3 separate regions of the Homo sapiens genome follow, and all the other regions are linked to region 1. Evidence: chromatin contacts called from ENCODE Hi-C or POLR2A ChIA-PET data. All regions are on one chromosome and are shown on one strand. Each heading gives the region's core, a stretch centred on a gene start or an enhancer-like site at or near the end of the contact. The rest is flanking DNA. Distances are from core to core; before and after follow the strand shown.

The links. A loop is a pair of places that touch in the nucleus more often than their neighbours do. ChIA-PET counts read pairs that join two places held with the same protein, here RNA polymerase II (POLR2A). Pooled maps may share reads with other maps.
Region 2: a map of CD8-positive, alpha-beta T cell shows a loop between it and region 1 (5-fold over the local background). The contact joins the promoter of POLR1B here to the enhancer-like site in region 1. A Hi-C loop is called at or near these places in 1 of 168 maps with a recorded cell type or tissue (CD8-positive, alpha-beta T cell) and 8 of 50 pooled maps. POLR2A ChIA-PET finds 5 or more read pairs at or near these places in 3 of 52 experiments (GM12878, activated T-cell and activated naive CD4-positive, alpha-beta T cell).
Region 3: a loop to region 1 is called in a map of naive thymus-derived CD4-positive, alpha-beta T cell, with 8 times the contacts of the local background. The contact joins the promoter of ANAPC1 here to the enhancer-like site in region 1. A Hi-C loop is called at or near these places in 1 of 168 maps with a recorded cell type or tissue (naive thymus-derived CD4-positive, alpha-beta T cell) and 7 of 50 pooled maps. POLR2A ChIA-PET finds 5 or more read pairs at or near these places in 4 of 52 experiments (Panc1, activated CD4-positive, alpha-beta T cell, activated naive CD4-positive, alpha-beta T cell and 1 more).

What each region holds. Positions count from the first base shown.
Region 1 is chr2:112,186,986-112,189,513 of GRCh38, reverse strand. It overlaps FBLN7 (fibulin 7), which reads right to left. Exons shown (of 8, transcript NM_153214.3): 8 at 1,296-2,380. The coding sequence ends at 2,008. Among named protein-coding and RNA genes, the nearest start is that of FBLN7, 50 kb to the right of the region's middle. Within about 2 kb of position 1,258, at least 6 of the 41 ENCODE cell types and tissues checked have a DNase peak (open chromatin) inside an H3K27ac peak, as active enhancers do; they include CD8-positive, alpha-beta T cell, where a contact is called at or near this core.
Region 2 is chr2:112,541,206-112,543,733 of GRCh38, reverse strand. POLR1B (RNA polymerase I subunit B) reads right to left here and starts at 1,269. Exons shown (of 15, transcript NM_019014.6): 1 at 1,063-1,269. The coding sequence starts at 1,239. TTL (tubulin tyrosine ligase) reads right to left here. Exons shown (of 7, transcript NM_153712.5): 7 at 1,995-2,528. It overlaps LOC105373562 (a long non-coding RNA gene), which reads left to right and starts at 1,522. Exons shown (of 2, transcript NR_136321.1): 1 at 1,522-1,531; 2 at 1,656-2,078. RefSeq lists an enhancer at 1,237-1,386.
Region 3 is chr2:111,882,933-111,885,460 of GRCh38, reverse strand. It overlaps ANAPC1 (anaphase promoting complex subunit 1), which reads left to right and starts at 1,268. Exons shown (of 48, transcript NM_022662.4): 1 at 1,268-1,519. RefSeq lists enhancers at 745-894, 1,238-2,031.

The DNA.
Region 1 (2,528 bases), core at 9-2,508:
CATAGAGGAGAGTGAGGAGAGAGCATATAGAGAACAAGACACTCCACAGGGAGAAGTGCCCAGCCATTATCCACAAAAGACCCATCATCCACATCATCCACAAGAAGTGCCCAGCCATCATTGTCCACAGCCATCATCCACATCCTAAGCAGTCAGCCATTTGTACTTTGGTGCTGTGGGCACCGGGGCTGGGTGCGTGATTTCATCAGTGGGAAGCAGGTTTGATGACGGCAGATCTTGGTGATGGAAATTGTTGCTTTAAACTGGGCTGTTTGGCATCAAAGCCCTATCATATACCAGTTTAGAGGGCACCTGCTCTGGAGACTCCCCAAACACTCCCCACCTTCTGGCATGTGAGAGGCTTGTCCCCCTGAACACATCATATCTCAATATATCCCACATATATCCCACATCATATGTCATCATATCTCACATATGATGTGTGTGATGTGTGGGCTGTCCCTAGCCCACAGCTGTGACATCTCCCATTCAGGAACCTGGCCAGGCCCTTAGACTCTTCCGCCTGGTGTTGTGCACATGGGACTGGGTGGTGTGCAGGCTTCTGGCCCAGCATAGCTACATTTAGAAACATAAGGCTGTGGATAATGTTTTAATGAAGTCTTGTAACTTTAGTTTGCATGTCCTTTTTCTGTTGTTAGAGATCGCAGCTGAGCCCATGGGAGAAGAAACATTTCAAAAGCAACTCTTGACTGTGTCTCAACCTTTGTCCAAACAACAGTACAAGAATAAACCATCTTAGAAACCATCTTGATGTAGGGCTTGATCATTGAACTAGTGACACACTTCTGGCTCCATCTCATACCAGGGCAAATACAAAGATTTAAATAAAATATGTGTGAGGAAATCTCACCAGCAGCTTGACATGTAATTAGATAATGAAACTTTCTTACAGCTTCGCTACCTCTTAAGTTTTAGCTTGAATGATCTTCCCCACCCTACCCCATACCCCATCCTACCACACCCCACTCAGCTCTGGCCAGTGTTTTCTCTCTTTGATCACCTGGAGGGCGTCACCCTGTAGTGAATTCATCAGAAACAAAAGGCCATGGAATCTATGACAACTCAAGCATTTTCCTAAACTCTCCACGGCCAGGTATTGTCCTTACCAATCTCCCATGTGGTCAAAACAAATTTATAATGTGGAACAGTCCCAAACATCACCTCTGTGTTCTCTGACTCATTTATTCCAGTGTATCCAACCCAGACAGGAAGAGAGTCAGCCACCCCCTCCTAGAAGGAAGTGGGCTGTCTCATGCTCAGGTAGAAGTCAGGCGGGCAGGAAGGAGCAATCACTTTTATTTTTTCAGTTATATTACCAGGTTATGTATTTGAGATATGATTTCTCAAAAGGGAAGTAACTCAGGCAGAATCCATGCTTTTAACAATGGGTCCTTGGTCTAGAAGGATCTGCGTGGGGTTTAAGGCCCTCCTGTGACTCTCTGATGAGAAGGCAGGCAGGCAGGCATGTCACAGAGGAAAAGGCAGATAAGAACAACGTGCTGGGTCATGGGAGGAGACTCCACTTCCTATGCCACATGCGCAGAGGCATGACTAGGGCCCCCCGCACGACTAGAACCGTTTCATTCATAGCAAGCCTGGCTACAAAAAGGCAGAAGGGCTGATAGTCACCTGACACACATTGCCACCTTTTCTCTCCCCAGCTAGTTCAAACTCACAAGGCCATTTGCACAGCATTTTGGAAAGCCACCCATCCCCTGGATGAAAAAGTTTTAAGAAAGTTAGTGCATAATCTAAGGGAAGGGCCTCAAAGCAGAAAAAAAAAAAGAGTGATGGCAGCAGTTGAGTTTTGTGGCTGCTCTTCCGTGCTATTCCATGGGGCGCCGTGCAACGCTGCCCTAGAAGCCTGGGTGCACTGGTGAGAGGGCGGGAACAGGCGGGAGGCTCCACGCAGTCGGTGCCCGAAGCTGAGCCTTCGGGGAAGAGAAATGAGGTCAGCTCTCCACACCCCAGTGCCCCTGTGTACCCTCAGAAGTCATAGGGGGATACAAAGATGGTGACCTTGGACACGTGGTTGGCCTGGAAGGAGCGGTCCAGGTATTCCGACATGTCGACGTCCACCTCCAGCGTCTGAGGCCCCTCCAGGTTCTGCACAAGGATCAGATCCCCAGTCTGCCGGTCTGAACGCTGCATCACAAAGTGGCCGCGGCTGTTCCCACCCACGATCCCAAACCGCAGGCTGTTGGGCCCAGCTCGGCCGGGGGCAGAGGCTGTGGCCATGCGGAAGAGCGTGATGGGCGTCTTCAGGTTGGAAGGCAGAGAGAGGTAATGGAAGGAGATGGTCTTGGGCAGATGGCGGCAGGGCCTGCTGTCCATGGGGCAGGGGTTCCGCTCACACTGGCTGGAGCGGAGAGGCAAAATGGAGGCAGTCAGCCTTGGGGAGTCTCATGAAGAGCTGCTCTGACCCGGCTGCCCACCTGCCCTCTTGCAGAGGCCACCTAGATGACCTTTCCCAGCCACGGGTCCTTCACCCAGGAGCTATGGAGCTG
Region 2 (2,528 bases), core at 20-2,519, 350 kb before region 1:
AACCCCCACCCCTCTAGTCTTTCTAAACAATAAATCTTAATGGCTCCCATATTATTTGCCGAATAGAGTTCAAGAATCAGACTGGCAATCAAAGCTCTCCACATTATCTGTATCCCTATCTCCCACAACACAAATCTTACCCAACAAAACCACAGGTAGGGTCCCCGAAGCATGTGACTCTGCTCTACTCTTCCCCTGGACGAAATGCACGTTTCTCACTTCTTGAACTCATCTAATCCTGCCCTTTCTCAAACTCCTGGATTAGTTGCGCCGCCCATAGGCTCCCGCAGTAGCCCACACAATCCCTTGGCAGAGCAGTTCTCAAGAACATTGGCATGCACTGCTTTCATTATCTTCACCCCTTCAACCCCCAAACACGACAGGGAGCACTTAAATGCATGAACTGTCTCGTACACGGGACTGCCTCCTCCACATCCTCTGAGCCTAGTGCCTGGAGACACTGGGGATGCTTACTAAACGAAGCTTTCCCCCACCATACTCACTTGAATTCTGCTACCATTACTCTACGCTAATAATGCAATTACACTTTTCGATTCAATCTTGCTTTCATGACTCATTTATACCTTCCTCGGCACCTGCTTAATTCATAACAAATGACGAGTAGTTTCTCTCTTTAAAGCTCTAAGAGAAGGAAACTGAAGGATAACCTTGAACATTACACTGTACCTACAAATACGTTCGGGATCTTTCGAGGTACGTTTTGGAGAGGTAAGTCTTCAAGTGATATAAAGCCGTGTGCATTGTGAAGCACATCCCCAGATAAGCCACTTCCTCACTCTCACAGCACCCCGAAACTGTCCAAACTACGGTTCACAATCACTTTTCACTCCAGAATCACGAATACATCTCTTAAGACGCCTCGACTCCAAGTCTCACGAAGGCCAGTACCGCGTCCTGTTTAACATGTTGTGCTCTCCCGCTTACCCACCAAGCCTGTCAGGATCAAGGAGCACATGCATCTGGGGTCATACTGTGACCTCCCAGCCACCTCCCTGGGATTGGCCTCGCCGCGGCAAGGGCGCCGGCGGACGCCGCGCTCACCTGCACCGCGAGGCCGAGACCCTCGTGCACAGCGTAGTTGAAGGACTCCACGTGCGCCCGCGTCAGCTCCTGCAACGCTGCCTTTTGCTGTTCCCGCGGGATTCCATAAGAGGGGTCAGTCAAGTGCTTTAGGCTAGGCCCGCTGGGCAGGTTCCGCCACCGGCTGCCAGGATCCATGTGGCCACCTGCACACCGGACGCCAGTCTCTCGGTACACGCCGGACGCCAGTCTCTCGGTACACGCCGGAAGTAGTGGCCGCAGTCCCGTTTCCGCAGCCTGCTGGGAAATGTAGTTCCCTCTCGTTCCACCCGCCCTAGGCCCTGCGGTTTCGGTTTCTCGGGGTCAACGTAGAACCAAAAACGTCGAGTGAACGGGCCGATTAAGGCCGTGTCCAGCCAGAGCGTGGCGGGCCCTCCCTTTCTCCCATATTCCGCCCCACTCATCTCCCCGCTCGCGAAAGATGCCGCAGGTGGAAACCCGCTCCCCGCCCAGTTGAGCATGTGACCTCTTTGGCTCTCATTGGCTCAGTCAATTAGGATCGGAGGAGAGCGGTCTTCTCAGGCTCTCTTCTGTTTCCCTTCACCTGTTCCCAGTCCCACGCTGATGCCGACCCTGGGGAGTCATCCGGCCAAAGTCGTTGCTTCAACGAAAAAGCGGATGCCGGGCCCCGGGCTGACTCTCTACCCAACTCCTAACTCGCGAGGCTCACCCCTGGGAAGCCAAGGAGTGGTCGGGCCCCGCTAACCTCGTCGCATCTTCCGGACTGGAGGCCTGGGGGAGGCCTGGGGAAGGAGGTGGGAGAGGAGTCGGGCGGTCCCGGATGGAGGGGATGGGGCAGCGGGGCGTCCAACTGGATTTACAGCCTGAATTTCTTTTGCGTTCCTGTGAGCCCCTTACCTCCCCAGAATACTGATTAATCAGGGAATGCCTGCTGGTTTTTCAACTTTATTGTGTTTGTGTTTAACAGCTATATTGCGTTATAACTGGCATACAATAAACCACACATTTAAAGTGTACGCGTTAAGTTTTGACCTATGTATACAACCATGCAGCCATCACCACAATTAAAACAATGAATTAAACCACCACTACCCAGTATCCTCCTGCCCCTGATAGTCCCTCCTTACTGTCAACTTCCCCTTTCCTAGTTCAGCTGGTACTTTTCATTCCTATATCACTTTTTATAAAAAATTCGAGCCGGGAGTCTGTTGCACAGGCTGGTCTTGAACTTCCGGCCTCTAGTGATCCTCTCGCCTTGCCTCCCTAAATGCTGGGATTACAGGCATGAGCCACCGCGCGCGCCCGGCCAACTGAGTAGTTGTAGTTCTTTATATAGCCTATACTAGTCCTTGTCAGATCCATGATTTGCAAATATTTTTCTCCCATTCTGTGGGTTTTTACTTTCTTGCTGGTGTCCTTTGAAGCAAAACGTTTTAATTTTGAAGTGTAGTTTTTTTCTTTTGTTG
Region 3 (2,528 bases), core at 19-2,518, 300 kb after region 1:
TGCATAAATGTCTTCTTTTGAGAAGTGTCTGTTCACGTCCTTCGCCCACTTTTTGATGGGGTTGCTAAACTTTTTTTTTTTAAAAAAGTTTAAAATATTGGCCGGGCGCAGTGGCTCACGCCTGTAATCCTAGCACTTTGGGAGGCCGAGGCGGGAGGATCACGAGGTCAGGAGTTCGAGACCAGCCTGGCCATCGTGGTGAAACCCTGTCTCTACTAAAAATACAAAAGTTAGCTGGACGTGGTGGCGGGCGCCTGTAATCCCACCTTCTTGGAAGGCTGATGCAGGAGAATTGCTTGAACTCGGGAGGCGGAGGTTGCAGTGAGCCGAGATTGTGCCACGGCACTCCAGCCTGGGCGAAAGAGCGAGACTCTGTCTCAAGAAAAACACACACACACACACACACACACACACACACACACACAAACAAAAGTTTAAAATATCAATTAGGTATATTTGTATTTAACTGTTTCATGAATCTTTGTTTCTAACCTTTCTCCTATAACCCATTCTTTTTTTTTTTTTTTTTTTGAGACAAGGTCTTGCTCTGTTGCCCAGGCTGGATGGAGTGCAGTGGCGCGATCATAGCTCACTGTGGCCTCAAACTCCCTGCTCAAGTGATCCTCCAGACTCCCAAGCAGCTGGGACTACAGGTGCGCACCACGCCTCCAGGCTAATTAAAAAAATTTTTCTTTTGTGGAGACAGGGTCTCGCTATATTGCCCAGGCTGGTTTCAAACTCTTGGGCTCCAGCAATCCTGTCGCCTCGCCTCCCAAAGTGCTGGGATTACAGGCGCGAGTGGCCGCTGGGGTTCTTAACTTGGGTCTTTGAATCGCCTTAAGAAGTGTCTCTGAATCTGGGAATTGCAAGCAACGTTTCTGTGAGGACCTTCACACAGTTCATCCACTCTTCGAAGAGTATGGACCGAAAAAGGCATAGAGCATTCACTGCACGTAGAGAAAATCAGCAACCCCTGCTCCCCACCCTCAGCCTGAGGTGCCTACCTCCACGTGGGGTCAGGAGGCGGAAGCGAAACCAGAAGAAAAAACCCTGAGATCTATAAGGCAGTTCAGGTCCCTAGTGACATGAGCTAAAGAGAACTTGGACGCCAGGACTGTAGCAGACAGAGTCCGGCTTCGGGGTTCGCATCAGTCGCACGGAAGGTGGAAATAGCCCCCAAGTTGTAACCCGCCGCGGTCTTCCCTCAACAGCGCAGGCGCCAGGACTGCTAGGACGCCGCGCACCTCCCGCGATGCCCCGCCCCGGCGCGAGGCAAGACGGGAAAGTCAAGATGGACGCGTCCATTTGAACGTCTCGCACGCCTTCCTGCCATTAGCACTCGAGCCCGCTGCTGTTGCCCGTTCTTCCTCCAGAATAGGGGAGGGAGAGGGAATGAGAAGCTGCTGCGGCCCAAGAGTCACTGTGAAGGACCCCGCCGCTGCCCTCGGGCCTCCTCGGCCCCTGCGCCTCCGGGGAGCAGCCGGGGCTCGCCGCGCCTGACGCGTCCCGAGTTATACAGGTGCGGGCGCCGTACCGCAGCACTTGGTGGTCTGTCGCGCGCCGCGTGACTCTCGCACCCGTCCCGAGGCCGAGCCTCCCCTGGTGGCCGTAGGTCTGGAAACCCGGGGTACTGGGAACCCGAGGGAGGGCCTTGAGCGTGCTCCGGGGCTGAGGGGGCCTGCGGGCGCTCCTGGCCTGCGGGCTGGGGTGCTCCTTCCGGCTCCTGCTTGCCAACCTCTTTCCTGAGCTGTGCGTAGCATCCCATGTGCAGCCTCAGCTTTCAGACTGGCCTCCAGCCCCTCTGAGCTGTTTTTCTGAGCCTCGGGCTCTCAGCCTGTTTTCACCGTCCTCTAGAAAGGCTGGGGAAGCTCTTGTGGAGACTTAAGCTCCCGTTAGTGTGCATTTGGGTCTCTTTTTTTTTTTTTTGGCAGGGTAGTGTTTGTAGGAATCATTGCTGATACTGTTATTTATAGCATATAAATTTAATAGTATTTTTACGTGTAGCTGTTTATGTTGCACCTAACAAGTAAAAACATTTCTAAAAGTTTGGGGTACTGAAAAAGTATTAAATATGTGGCATTAATCGGTACAAAATGATAATTCTTTAACAATTCTGTAATTTTCTCTCAAAGTTATAAGAAAATAACATTATAAAATTGCAGAACTAAAGTTTCATAAAGTCAAAAGTTCGTTGATGTTGGTTATTCTGTTGAATAAAATATAGGAAGACCAGCTGAATTTTGTTTTCTTTTAAGGTTTTTTTTTTTGTGGGGTTTTCTTTTTTTTTTTTTTTTTGAGAAGGAGTCTTGTTCTGTCTCCTAGGCTGGAGTGCAGTGGCGCCATCTCAGCTCACTGTAACCTCTGGCTCCCGTGTTCAAGCAATTCTCTGCTTCAGCCTCCCAAGTAGCTGGGATTACAGGCGCCCGCCATCACTGTCTGGCTAATTTTTGTATTTTTAGTAGAGATGGGGTTTCACCATCTTGGCCAGGCTGATCTTGAACTCCTGACCTCGTGATCCACCCGTCTCG